Regions from separate parts of the Homo sapiens genome. Here region 2 is linked to region 1. A link is a loop called in an ENCODE intact Hi-C map of the cell type or tissue named here. Cell type or tissue: mesothelial cell of epicardium. All regions are shown on one strand. Each heading gives the region's core, and the rest is flanking DNA. Links, peaks and the distances in the headings are about the cores only.

Evidence for each region. A loop is a pair of places that touch in the nucleus more often than their neighbours do. Peaks named below come from ENCODE experiments on the same cell type or tissue, not always from the same donor. Only the 100,000 strongest peaks of a DNase experiment are listed, where the experiment ranks them.
Region 2: a loop joins it to region 1, with 22 times the contacts of the local background. A loop is called at or near these places in 3 of 110 quality-filtered maps.

The regions. Positions count from the first base shown.
Region 1 is chr19:23,543,999-23,551,558 of GRCh38, reverse strand. LOC105372338 (a long non-coding RNA gene) reads right to left here and starts at 1,677. Exons shown (of 3, transcript XR_936486.2): 1 at 1,510-1,677. In mesothelial cell of epicardium, for the core only: no CTCF peak of the experiment used is centred there; no DNase peak of the experiment used is centred there.
Region 2 is chr19:23,688,788-23,696,347 of GRCh38, reverse strand. No RefSeq gene overlaps it. Among named protein-coding and RNA genes, the nearest start is that of ZNF675, 5.4 kb to the right of the region's middle. In mesothelial cell of epicardium, for the core only: no CTCF peak of the experiment used is centred there; no DNase peak of the experiment used is centred there.

The DNA of each region.
Region 1 (7,560 bases), core at 1,302-6,301:
GGCCGGATTTCTGGCAATTGAAGCAAGATCCTGGGGAGGAGGTCCTGGAGGAACACCTGGCCCCTGCAGTTTAGGAGTTTTGAAGTTCTTGTGTGCTGGAGATGTAGCTGGGGTTTCTCTCACAGCAGAGGCAAGTAATTGCAACTCAGAAATACATTGCCGCTTGGCTGCCTCTTCTCTATTACTGTACACCTTGAAGGTGAGGTTAATTAAGTCCTGTTGTGGGGTTTTACAGCTGGAATCTAATTTTTGGGGCTTTTTTTAATGTCAGGAGTGGATTGGGTAATAAAATGCATATTGAGAATAAGACGGCCTTCTGGCCTCTCTGGGTCTAGGGCAGTAAAGCATCTAAGAGTTGTTGCCAAACGGGCCATGAACTGGGCTGGGTTTTTATATTTGATGTAAAAGAGCCTAAATGCTAACTGATTTGGGAGAGGTCGGATAAAGAAAAAGGAGCATTAACCTTGACTATGCCTTTAGCTCCAGCCACCTCTTTAAGAGGAAATTTTTGGGCAGGTGGGGGAGAGCTAGTTGTGGAACAAAGTTGTAAGCTGGACCAAGTGTGAGAAGGGGAGGTCATAGAAGGATTATAGGGTCGGGGAACAGAGGCTGAGGAAGAACTGGGACCTGGCTCATCCTGGTGAGCAGCAGCCTGGGGAGGAGAAGAGAGGTCAGATGGGTCCTTAGAAAAGGAAGATTTAAAGGACTCAGAACTTGGGGTGGAGACTGAAGGAACAGACAGGAGAGAAAGAAGAAAGATTTGGGATGAGTCACATTGGGAGCAGAGACTAGGGAGGGACCGATGTGTAAAAGAATGCCTGGATGTCTAGAACCTCAGACCATTTGCCCATTTTTGACAAAAGTCATCCAGGTCTTGTAAGATGGAGAAATCAAAAGTGCCATTTTCTGGCCATTTGGAACCATTGTCAAGTTTGTATTGGGGCCAGGCAGTGTTGCAGAAGAAAATAAGGCATTTAGGTTTTAGGTCAGGTGTGAGTTGAAAAGGTTTTAAGTTCTTGAGAACACAGGCTAAGGGAGAAGAAGGGGGAATGGAGGGTGGAAGGTAACCCATAGTGAAGTTTGAAGAGAAGGGTAGAGATGTGGAGAAGGGTGTGGGGTGAGCAGCCCTGGGCTGTAACATGGGTGAGCAGCCAAAGCAGGCATCCCCACAATTGTCTTGCCAGCAAGGGAATGTGGGTGAATGACCAAGGCAGGCATCCCTGCGGTGATCAGACACCAATGGAATGTGGGTGATCAGGACAGGCATCCCTACGATGATCAGACACCAATGGAATGTGGGTGAATAATCAGGGCAGGCATCCCCATGATGATCAGACACTAAGGGAAGACTGTCTTCCTGAGTCCATGACTGGTGCCAGAGTTTTGGGTTCATGGATAAAATGTGTCTCCTTTGTCTCTACTAGAGATGAAAAAGAACTGGAATTGGAAGGACAAGGAGATTGAAGGGTAGTAAGAGAGGCTGGAGAAGAAAGTGAAAAGACCGCTTACCTGATTTGAAATTGGTGAGATGTTCCTTAGGCTGGTTGGACTGAGGACCCGAGGTTGTAGGTGGATCTCCTCATGGAGTGAGGGTGAGGACAGGGGACCAGTCTCCCGAAGGAGTCCCCCATCCCGGGTCTTCAGCACCAAATGTCACGCATGTCTGTGTGAAGAGATAACCAAACAGGCTTTGTGTGAGCAATAAAGCTTTTTAATCACATGGGTGCAGGCAGACTGAGTCCGAAAAAGGAGTCAGCAAAGGGAGATAGGAGTGGGGCAGTTTTATAGGATTAGGGCAAGTAGTGGAAAATTACAGTCAAGGGGAGTTTTTCTCTTGCAGGCAGAGATGGGGGTTACAAGGTGCTTAGTGGGGAGGTTGTGAGACTCATTGTCCAGGAGAAGGAATTTCACAAGGTCAATTGACCAGTTAGGGTGGGGCAGGAATAAATCACAATGGTGGAATGTCATCAGTTAAGGCAGGAATTATTTTCACTTCTTTTGTGGTTCTTTAGTTGCTTCAGGCCATCTGGATGTGTACTTGCAGGCTTGGGCTCAGAGGCCTGATAGCTTGTATACAAGGAACACATGAAATTTTGCTGTGGGCTGCCCGTGGAGTTGGAGGGCAGCAGCGCGGGTCCTGGGGTGGCTGTCATGTTGCACTTGCCTAGGCGCCACTTTTTGCCTGTGCCACTTTTCGCTTGTGCTGCTCCCTTCCCCCACCACCAGGCTGCTGCTGGCTTGGCAGACCTTCCCGTGCACGCCTTCCACCCCTCCTTAGCAGGCTAGGTCTGGCATGCTGGGCCTGGCTCCCCATCCTCGACACCACACAGGCTGTTTTTGGGAGCATTTGCTGGCACCATGTCTGTGAGCTTCCCTGCTGCCAAACCTTTTCTTCTGCCCGCTGCCTGCTTGGCTGCACAGCTGTGGCCTCTAATGCCTTTTCTCAACTCTTTTTTTTTTTTTTTTTTTGAGACAGAGTCTTGCTCTGTCACCAGGCTGGGCCAGGTCGAAGTGCAATGGTGCAAACTTGGTTCACAGCAACTTCTGCCTCCCGGGTTTTCAAGTGATTCTCCTGCCTCAGCCTCCTGAGTGGCTGGGATTACAGGCGTGTGCCACCACTCCCAGCTAATTTTTGTATTTTTAGTAGAGACAGGGTTTCATCATGTCGGCCAGGATGGTCTCGATCCCTTGACCTCATGTTCTGCCTGCCTTAGCCTCCCAAAATGCTGGGATTACAGGGGTGAGCCACCGTGCCTGGTCTCTCAACTCTTTATGTAACTGGTTTCCTCATTGATTTTACATTACTGGGCAGGCTAATAGCTCCCGTTCTAATGCTACTTGCTTAAGACAGGGTTGCATTGCTGTAGTGTATCCCTCATCTTTTTTCCTATTTATTTGAGGAGGAGGCTTAGGTAAAACCTCTGTTTCTTCTTTGTTATTTTGGGGCTGAGGGAGAAGGAGGTGGTAAGGCAGGTGATGATTCCTCCTTTTTCCCCTTTTTAGGCTCTTCTGTGTATAATGGGACCAAGGCCACCCTCACTAGAGCCCATAATATTAAAGATGATACTGGGATGCGTTACCCTTGCACATGGTGTTGCTTAAGATTTCTCCCCACTTGTTCCCAGAGCTCTATGTCCAGCATGCCTTCTTTTGGGAACCGTGGGTTATGGGTTGCAACAGTTTGCATTAGGTCCCTTAATTGAGCCTTCAAAACTGAGGCTCCACTAGCTTTAAGCAGCTATTTCAATGCTTTTATATACTATTTCCGCTGAGCTGGTAACTGTTGTCCCATGATGAAACCTCAGCCTGAACAATCCCCGCCAAACTTGGAAATCTCATGTGGGCACCAATGACTTACCGATTACTCACTGACTGTGCAGTTCCTTTTTTACCATTGTTTGGGGGTCCGTCGTGCTCCCTGCACAGCATTCCTCACATGGGGCACCAGCTGCAGGGGTTTGTCCTGCAGACCCTGACACAATGACAGATGAATAATGTACACTGACACAGATATTGTGCTTCTCAGATCGGCTGAGGGTCCGGGCCACTTACAGACTCCAAGGAGAGGGCTGTAAAGAGTTGCAGCCATGGCCCTGACTCACTGGCCCTGCTGGCATTTATTCAGCACACATTAAATGACAAACGCTTTGAGTCAACACTAATAGAGGGTAATCAACCTGGTCGCCTTCCCCTCTAAAAGAGCCATCCTGCCCACGAGCTATCAAAGGTTAGTTTTAGAACCACATTTGTGAATAAGTTATTTAGGTAAACTAGTCTACATTCCTATGTATCTATGCCCTGAACTTTTAGGAGAATTCAGCTGCCTTCAGCCAAACAGTTTATGCAAATCCCCAGGCCTTCCACAAGGGTTTGTCTTTATTTCCTATAATTTTACAATTTCTCCCACCATCCTGACTGAACCCCCACATAGTTTTAGTTAGAGATAGGGTTTTACCATGTTGGCCAGGCTGATCTCTAACTCCTGACCTCAGGTTATCTACCTGCCTCCACCTCCCAAAGTGCTGGGATTACAGGCATGAGCCACTATGCCTGACTGACATATTTTTTGACTCGGCACCTAGGTGATGTCGCTCTTCTCCACTGCTTAGACTCTCAAGAAGATATTGTAATGTGTCACTGTGCCTGACACCTAGGTGATGATACTCTCTTCTCCTGCCTGGGCCCTGCATAAATTGCATATTTTGACATATCACTGGGTTCAGCAAATAGCTGATGCAACTGTCCTGCATTTTCTCTGTACATGGGGGTATTAGGACATATATGTTCATTCATCACCTATGTGATGTGACTGCTCTCTTCTCCCTGGTCCCTGCCAAAAGGCAAGATTGGGACATATCACTGGAACAAGAACTTAGGTCATGTGACTCTTCTGTTCCGCCTGAGAACTGCATATTTGGTACTGTGACATTTTACTGAGCCAGACTCCTAAAATGGGAGGCTCCTGCCTCAGTCCTGGTTAGGGCTGCAAAGCAGGTTGGATCATGTTTTTTTCTTTTTTTGAGACAGAGTCTCGCTGTGTCACCCAAGCTGGAGTGCAGTGGTGAAATCTCAGCTCACTGCAACCTCCACCTCACGGGTTCAAGCAATTCTCCTGGCTCAGCCTCCTGAGTAGCTGGAACTACAAGCACGTGCCACCATGCATGGCTAATATTTTATATTTTCAGTAGAGATGTGGTTTCACCATGTTAGCCAGGTTGGTCTTGATCTCCTGACTTCATGATCTGTCCACCTTGGCCTCACAAAGTGTTGGGATTACAGGCATGAGCCACCATGCCTGGCCTAAATATTATGTTTCTTGTAAGCACATTCTGCCTATTTTTAGAATTGTCACCCTCATACATAGACAGAGCCCACTGATGAGGTCATGATTCTCACATGCAGATCCAGTCCACAGTTGAAATTGTAACTATCATATCTGAACATCTGGCCAGTTGAGATGCTGACCCTTTTTTTTTTTTTTTTTTTTTAACATGGAGTTTCCCTCTTGTTGTCCAGGCTGGAGTGCAATGGTGTGATCTCTGCTCACTGCAACCTCCGCCTCCCGCATTCAAGCAATTCTCCTGTCTCAGCCTCCCAAGTAGGTGGGATTACGGGCAGTGCCACCACACCTGGATAATTTTTTTTTTTGTATTTTTAGTATTTCTCCATGTTGGTCAGGTTGGTCTTGAACTCACGACCTCAGGTGATCCGCCTGCCTCAGCCTCCCAAACTGTTGGGATTACAGGTGTAAGCCACCATGCCCAGGTGAGATGCTGGCTCATTTCTAAACCCAGCTCATTGGCAAGTGAGGACTCTCCTGTCTGGACCCTGGCAATATGAGAGATGTTGACTCTCATAGTTAGACTTAGGACCACATAAGATTAAGAATCCACAGAAGTACAAAGGTCTCAGAGCAGATTGCAACTCTCCTGCATACCATATAAAGCACCCAGGTGGTAAAAAGAGTGTACTGGCAAGGCTGAGCACACAGGTGAGATTGCGACAGTCATATTCACACCCAGTTAATAGCAAAGATTGTCATCTACTTAAATGAACACAACCCACTTTTGAGGTTCTGAATGTTACTTTTGGAGGCAGTTGAATGTTGGAAAATGGACTCTCGGATTCTTTCCATAGTTGGGTTGGTGACTCTTTAACCAAGATTCAGTGCACCTTTGTGGCTGTAACTTTAAGGCACAGAGTTTGCAAGAGAAATTGAGGCTCATGCACAAACCCAGTCCACCATTGAGACTGACTCCTGTATTTAGACCCAAAATGGAGGAGGTGTTGACTCTCATCCCTTCACTCGGGACATGTGTGTTATTGTTAATGTCATCACAGGACCTTCCTACAGGTGTGATTGTGACATACACCTCAGCCCAGCATCTGAATGGTTTGACTCTCTTCCCTGGGCCCAGCTCGCAGTGATATATCCCTGGAACCAGACTCTATTCTGCCTTGTAAAGCCCACAGGGGTCATTGTGACATATTGCTGAACCTTGCACCCAGGTGATGTGAGTCTCCTCTTTGGCCTTGGTGCTGCCCACATGTTTATTGTGACATATTGCTGGGTCTCACACTTTGATTATGTGACTCTCATGCTTGTGCCCTACCTACATAGGCCATTGTGACATATTGCTAAGTCCATCAGCCAGGTGAGGTAATGCTTCATCCTGGACCTTTCTACAGAGGGCATTGTAAGATACATCTTTCCAATCACCCTGGAAATGTGACTTATTTTTCCTGCCTGTTCCCCAATGACTGGGGGTATTGGGACATATTGTTGGGCCCAGCACCTAGCTGATATGACACTTTTCTTTCCTTTTTTCTTCTTCTTTTTGACGGAGTTTCACTCTTCTTGCTCAGGCTGGAGTGCAATGGAGTGATCTCAGCTCACTACAACCTCTGCCTCCCAGGTTCAAGTGATTCTCCTACTTCAGCCTCCCGAGTAGCTAGGATTAAAGGCATGTGCCACCATGCCCAAATAATTTTGTATTTCTAGTAGACATGGTTTCTCCATGTTGGTCAGGCTTGTCTCGAACTCCCAACCTCAGGTGATCTACCTGCCTCAGCCTCTCAAAGTGCTGGGATTACAGGCATGACCCATTGCGCCCGGCTGACACTTTTCTTTTTTTAAGTTTCTGCTCACAAAAGAGATTATGAGATACGACTGTGCCTAACAGTAAGGTGATATTACTTTTTTTGCTTTGGCTGTTCCCTTAGAAGGCATTGGGACATACTACTGGGCCCAGTACTAAGATGATGTGAGTCCTCTGCCTGAACCCTTACCACAGAGAGCATTGTGACATATTTCTTGACCCATTACAATCTCTCCTATAGACCAAGCTCAGGTAGATGCCCTTTTTACCTATGTGAGGTGACATTCCTCTCCTGCCTTGGCCATGTCCACAGAATAGAGAGGGACTTATTGCTGGGACAAGTAAAACAGTGGTGTATTATTCTGCCTGGTCCCTGCACACAGGAGTCACTGTGACATATGTTTGGGCCTCCCACCTAGATAATGTGACTCCTTTCTTCTGGGGTTTGTCCACAGTGGGAATTGTGATATGCCACTTGACATAATTCCTATGTGATGTGACTCCTCTTCATTCTTGGCTTCTTCCAACTGGGGTGATTGGAACATAAAGCTGAGCCCAGCACCTAGGCTATGTCTCTTCTCTTGTTTTTGAGACCTACCCACAAGGGACATTGTGACATATCTCTAGGCTTCTCACCTAGGTAATGTGACTTGTTTGCCTAGGCCATCCCCTCAGGGGTATTGTGAAATACTGCTGGACCAAGAACCTAGGTGATGTGACTCTCTGCTACTGCTTGGGGTGTGCTTAAGGGGAAATTGTGATGTGAATTTAGGTGCACCCTGCACCTAAGTGATGTTACTCTCCTCTCCTGCCTGAGACCCACATGCATCATGTATTACAACGTTATCTCTGGATCCAACAACATGGTGATGTGACTTTCCTGCATGGGCTCTCACACAGAAATATTCTAACACATGTTTTTGTTCATTATCTTGGTGATGTGACTTTTCTATTCTGCTTG
Region 2 (7,560 bases), core at 842-5,841, 150 kb before region 1:
AGTTCATAGCATTAAATGCCTACATCAAAAAGTCTGAAAGGGCACAAATTGAAAATCTAACCTCACACCTCAGGGAACTAGAGAAACAAGAACAAACCAAACCCCAACCCAGCAAAAAACAAAAACAAACAAACAAACAAAAAAACAAACAATAATCAGAGAAGAATTAACATAATTGAAATTTTAAATAGCACAAAAGACAAATGAAACAAAAATTTGTTTTTTAAAAGATAACCAAAATTAATAGACCATTAGTGAGATTAACCAAGAAAAGAAGAAAGAACATCTAAATAAGCTCAATTAGAAACAAAATGTGAGATATTACAACCAGTACCACAGAAATACAAAAGATAATTCATGGCTACTATGAATACTTTTACATGCACAAACTAGGAAACCTAGAGGAGCTGGATAAATTCCTGGAAATGTACAACCCTCTTTGATTAAACCAGAAAGAAGTAGAAACTCTGCATAGACCAATAACAAGTAGTGAGATTGAAACAGTAATAAAAAATTTCCAAAAAAAAAAAAAAAAGTCCAGGACCAGATGGATTCACAGCTGAATTCTATGAGGCATTTAAGGAAGAATTGGTACCAACCTAAATAAAACTATTTCAAAAATAGAGAAAGAGGATATCTTTCCTAAATCATTCCATGAAGCCAGTATCACCCTAATACCAAAACCAGGAAAGAACATAGCACAAAACTACACACTAATATTCCTGATGAACATAGATGCAAAAATTCTTAACAAAATACTAGCTAACCAAATACAACAGCATATCAAATAATAATACACCATGATCAGGTGCATTTTATACCAGGGATGTAGGGGTGGTTTAACATACGTAAGTCAACAAATGTGATACCTCACATAAGCAGAATTAAAAACAAAAACCATATGATCATCTCAACAGATGCAGAATAACATTTGTTTTTCCTTCAGATGAAATCTCTGTCACCTGCACTGCAGTGCAGTGACATGATCTTGGCTCACTGAAACTTCTGCCTCCCGGGTTCAAGAGATTCTCATGCCTCGGCCTCCCAAGTAGCTAAAATTAAAAGTACAGGTGTGCGCCACTACACTCAGCTAATTTTTTGTATTTTGGTAAAGAAAGAGTTTCACCATGTTGCCCAGGCTAGTCTTGAACTCCTGAGCTCGGGCAACCCACCAGTCTTGGCCTCCCAAGCTGCCAGGATTACACACATAAGCCACCACACTCAGACGAGAAAAACATATTTAAAATCCAGCATCTTTTTATGATTGAAACTCTCAGCAAAATCGGCACGGGGGTACATACCTTAAGGTAATAAAAGCCATCTGTGACAAATCCATGGCCAACATTATACTGAATGAGGAAAAATTAAAACTTTCTTCCTGACAACTGGAACAAGACAAGAATGGTCACTTACATCACTTCTATTCAACATAGTGCTGGAAATCCTAGCTGGAGCAATTAGACAATAAAAATAAATAAATAAATTGCATTCAAATCTGTAAAGAGGAAGTCAAGCTGTCACTGTTTTCTGAATTCATGATTTTATACCTAGAAAACCCTAGAGATTTATTAAAAAGCTTCTAGATCTAATGAATACATTCAGTAAACTTTCAGAATACAAAATCAATGTATACAAATCGGCACCACTGCTATACACCAACAGCTACCAAGCTGAAAATCGAATCAAGAACTCAACTCGTTGCAAAAACCTGCAAAAAAATAAAATAATTAGAAATATACCTAACCAAGGAGGTGAAATACATCTACAAAGAAAATTACAAAACACTGCTTAAAGAAACCATAGATATCACAAACAAATGGAAACATATCCCATGCTCATGGATAGGTAGTGTCAATATTGTAAAAATGACCATACTGACGAAAGCATTCTACAAGTCAGTTTTTGTCAAAATGCCACCATCGTTCTTCACAGAATTAGGAAAAGAAATCCTAAAATTCATATAGAGCCTAAAAAAAGCCCACATAGCCAAAGCAAGACTAAGCAAAAAGTAAAAAATCAGAGGCATCACATTACCTAACTTCAAACTATACTACCAGGCTATAGTTACCAAAACAACATGCTACTGGTATGAAAGTAGACACACAGACAAATAGAACAGAATAGTGAACTCAGAAATAAAGCCAAATACTTGCAGCCAACTGATCTTTGAGAAAGTAAATAAATATGTAAGGTAGGAAAAGGACACCCTATTCAACAAATGCTGCTGGGATAATTGGCAAACCACATGTGGAAGAATAAAACTGAATCTTCATCTCTTATCTTATACAAAAATTAACTCAATATGGAGAAAATATTTACATCTAAAACTTGAAACTGTAAACATTGTAGAAGCTAACATCAGAAAAACTGTTCTAGACATTGGCTTAGGCAAATAGTGCATGACCAAGAACCCAAAAGCAAATAAAACAAAAACAAAGAAAAATAAATGGGACTTAATTAAACCAGAAACCTTCTTGACCACAATAGAAATAATCAGCAAAGTAAACTTACAAGCCGCCAAGTGGGAGAAAATCTTCACAGTCTATTCATCCAACAAAAGACAAATATTCTGAATCTACAAGGAACTCAAAAGAATCAGAAAAAAAAAATCCCATGAAACAGTAAGCTAAAAACATGAATAAACAATTCTCAAAAGGAGATATACAAATGGCCAAAAAACATATAAAAACATGCTAAACATCACTAGCTATCAGGGAAATGCAAATCAAAACCACAATGTGATACCACCTTACTCCTACAATGAAGGGGTGGGTTGCCCCTCCACACCTGTGGGTGTTTCTTGTTAGGTGGAACGAGAGACTTGGAAAAGAAAAAGACACAGAGACAAAGTATAGAGAAAGAAATAAGGGGACCCAGGGAACCAGCGTTCAGCATATGGAGGATCCCGCCAGCTTCTGAGTTCCCTTAGTATTTATTGATCATTCGTGGGTGTTTCTCTGAGAGGGGGATGTGTCAGGGTCACAAGACAATAGTGGGGAGAGGGTCAGCAGACAAACACGTGAACAAAGGTCTTTGCATTCATAGACAAGGTAAAGAATCAAGTGCTGTGCTTTTAGATATGCATACACATAAACATCTCAATGCTTTACAAAGCAGTATTGCTGCCCGCCTGTCCCACCTCCAGCCCTAAGGCAGTTTTTCCCCATCTCAGTAGATGGAACGTGCAATCGGGTTTTATACCAAGACATTCCATTGCCCAGGGACGGGCAGGAGACAGATGCCTTCCTCGGGCTGGGGGACGGTCAGGTCTTTCCCTTCCCAGGAGGCCAAATTTCAGACTGTCACATGGGGAGAAACCTTGGACAATACCTGGCTTTCCTAGGCAGAGGTCCCTGCGGCCTTCCGCAGTTTTTGTGTCCCTGGGTACTTGAGATTAGGGAGTGGTGATGACTCTTAAGGAGCATGCTGCCTTCAAGCATCTGTTTAACAAAACACATCTTGCACAACGCTTAATCCATTTAACCCTGAGTTTGACACAGCACATGTTTCAGAGAGCACGGGGTTGGGAGTAAGGTCATAGATTAACAGAATCTCAAGGCAGAAGAATTTTTCTTAGTACAGAACAAAATGGAGTCTCCTATGTCTACTTCTTTCTACACAGACACAGTAACAATCTGATCTCTCTTGCTTTTCCCCACACTACAAGAATGGTCTTAATTAAAAAATTTAAAAATACTAGCTGTTGACAGAAATGTGGTGAAACAAAAGCACTTTTACACTGCTGGTGGGAATGTAAACTAGTACAACCACTAGAGAAAAACAGTATGAAGATTTTTTAAAGAACTAAAGGTAGGGCTGGGAGGGGTGGCTCACGCCTGTAATCCCAGCATTTTGGGAGGCGGAGGCAGGTGGATCAGGAGGTCAGGAGTTCAAGACCAGCCTGGCCAAGATGGTGAAACCCCGTCTCTACTAAACATACAGAAAAAATTAGCCGGGCGTGGTGGCAGGCGCCTGTAATCCCAGCTACTTGGGAGGCTGAGGCAGGAGAATCCCTTGAACCCGGGTGGCAGAGGTTGCAGTGAGCCAAGATCGTGCCACTGCACCCCAGCTGGGTGACAGAGTGAGAATCTGTCTCAAAAAAAAAAAAAAACCCAAAAAACTAAAGATAGAACTATCATTTGATCCAGCAGTCCCACTGCTGGGTATCTACACACACAAAAAGAAATCATTATATTAAAAAGACACATGCACACACGTTTGCAGCAGCATAATTTGCAATTGTAAAAATACAGAACCAGCCTAAATTCGTATCAACCAATGAGTGGATAAAGAAATGTGATATATATGTGTGCATATATATATATATATATATATATATATATATATATATTTCACATTATATATATACACGCATATATATCACTATATATATATACACACACACACACACACACACACACACACACAAACGCACACAAACAATGAAATACTACTCAGTCAAGAAAGGAACAAAATATTGGCATTTGAAGCAACCTGGATGGAGTTGGAGACAATTATTCTAAGTGAAGTAACTCAGAAATGAAAAACCAAATAGTGGGAGCTAAGCTCTTATGCAAAGGCATAAGAATTATACACAGAACTCTGGGGACTCAGGTGGAAGGGCAGGAGGTGGGTGAGAGATGAAAGACTACACATTGGATACAGTGTACACTACTCAGGAGATGGGTGCACCCAAATCTCAGAAATTACGACTAAACAACTTATCCATGTAACCAAACATAACCTGTACCCCCAAAACTATTAAAATAATAATAATAAACCAAAAAAAACCCCATAACATTAAGTTCATGTGCTTTGGCCTTTTTTAAAGAAAGGTTCTCACTCTATTACTTAGGATGGGGTGCAATAGCCTCATCATGGATCACTGCAGCCTCAACTTTCTGGACTCAGGCAGTCCTCCTACCTCAGCCTCCTGAATAGCTGGTATTACAGGTGCAGGCAACCATGCCCAGCTAATTCTTGTATTTTTTGTAGACATGGGATTTTGCCATGTTGCCCCAGCTGGACTTGAATTCTTGGGCTTAAACAGCCTTCCTGTCTTGGTCTCCCAAAGTGCTGGAATTACAAGCATGAGACACCATGCCTGATCAGAATCTTATTTTTATGTAATATAAAAAAGCTAAATATATTTAGATTTGTTATTTTAAAAAAATTTAAAAAATATTTATTTAAAATATAAAATAAATTTTGTCTACAAATACTGAAACAGTTCAAAATTGCTTCCTAGGAATTTCACTAAAAGGTTGTTAAGAGTTAATGAGGCCAGGCACTGTGGCTCATGTCTGTAATCCCAGCACTTTGGGAGGCTGAGGCGGGAGGATTATGAGATCAGGAGATTGAGACCATCCTGGCTAACACGGTGAAACCCCATCTCTACTAACAATACAAAAATTAGCCAGGCATAGTGGCATGCGCCTGTAGTCCCAGCTACTCTGGAGGCTGAGCCAGGAGAATTGCTTGAACTTAGGAGGCAGAGGTTGCAGTGAGCTGAGATCCCGCCATTGCACTCCAGCCTGGGTGACAGAGCTAGACTCCATCTTAAAAAAAAAGAGTTAATGTGATTTATATATAATTAAATCAATTAGATGTACGAAAAACAATTCTGCATAGAGTGTAGAAACGAAAGCAAAAAATGCTTTTGATGAAGGAAGTTAGAAACATTTAGTGTAGTTTGAAATTACTTAATGGTTGTGTCAAATTGAAAAAATAAAATAGTAGATAAAAATAAAATATAAAAAGTTTAAATGATTATGAGAGATTATAACATATTTATGGAAATCTAGATTGGCCAAAAATGACAAATTTGATGAATTTACTTGTAAGGTTTTATTAAAATTAGCTTTACCATTGATAATACACTAATTAAAAAGTATAACAATTTTCTCTTGAACACAAATTTTATGTATTATTAGACCCCTAACTTTTTTTTTCTTTTTTATTGAGACAGCATCTCACTCTTTCACCCAGGCTGGAGTGCAATGGCATGATCTCGGCTCACTGCAACCTTCACCTCCCAGGTTCAAGCAATTCTCCTGCCTCAGCCTCCCAAGTAGCTGGGATTACAGCGGCTTGCCACCACGCCTAGCTAATTTTTTGTATTTTTAGTAGAGACAGGGTTTCACCAAGTTGGCCAGGCTGGTCTCAAACTCCTGACCTCAGGTGATCCACCTGCCTTGGCCTCCCTAAGTGCTGGGATTACAGGTGTGAGCCACTGGGCACGGCCTAGACCCCTAACTTTTGGATGCTACAGAGGGTCTATGCAACATCCAAAAGAGTAAAAAACGTAATTATTTGATATGTTAAATTACATGAAAAGCATTGTTGAATTAAAGATAATGTTTGATCTTCTTCAACTTCTATTTTAATATATATTAACATTTATTTCATAATATTATGAAATTTCTAAAAATCTTATATATCTGAGTATAAGCTATTAGTCATAATTATGGTTATGATAAGTTATTGCAGGTCACAGACATAATAAGTTTGTTTCATTTGTTTCTTTATAATTATTTGAAGTCATTTCTACAGTTAATGGTTTAATTCTGATGTAGTTTCTACAAACTTCAAAAACATGCAAAATCCTAGAGTACTGTGTCTGTAAGGAGATTCATGAAAAGATGAAAATAGCCCAGACAAGTTGAGTACAGGTTTCTGATAATTTTAAAATTATATTGTTTGGACTGGGTAAGGATTGTGAGAATTCTAAAGAACACACTGATTCATAAAACTGCTAATTCAGGAAAAACAAAAATAGTTGAACATCAGGAAAATACTCTGCCACTTTTTTTTTTTTTTTTTGAGACAGAGTCATGCTCTGTCACCAGGCTGGAGTCTCAGTGGCGTGATCTCAGCTCACTGCAACCTCCGCCTCTCCAGTTCAAGCGATTTTCCTGCCTCAGCCTCCCGAGTAGCTGGGACTGCAGGCATGTGCCACCACACCCAACTAATTTTTGTATTTTTAATAGAGTCGGGGTTTTGCCATGTTGGCCAGGATGGTCTTGATCTCTTGACCTCGTGATCTGCCCTCCTTGGCTTCCCAATGTGCTGGGATTATAGGCATCAGCCACTGCGCCTGGCCTCTGACACATTTTTGTGTTAAATAAACCAGTACTAAAATTTTTTAGATATGCCATTTGAATAAACTTTGTGATTCAAGTCAGATTACCTATGATTACCCCTCAGTTATCAGTGTTATACACCTAAATTGAAGAAACAAACCTGATATTTAAGCAGACATAAATTCAGTAATAAATGTGAACTCATGGAGAACCTAGACAGCCAACAGCCACTTGCTCATTCCTGAGTTTGGAAGGGCCCTTCTGAATTGTGAGATGATGTACCCAAGGTTAAAGGTCCTGAAGTGTTCCCGAAGGACATGTTGACTCTCATACTTGGGCCAGGAATATGTCACAATATTTTCTGAGGGCAGGGACCAGACAGGAGTGTCACATCACCTAAATAGGAATATGTTACAACCTTCTCCTGACAGCAGGACACAGGCAGCAGAGTCACATCACCTGGGTGCTGAGCCCAGCA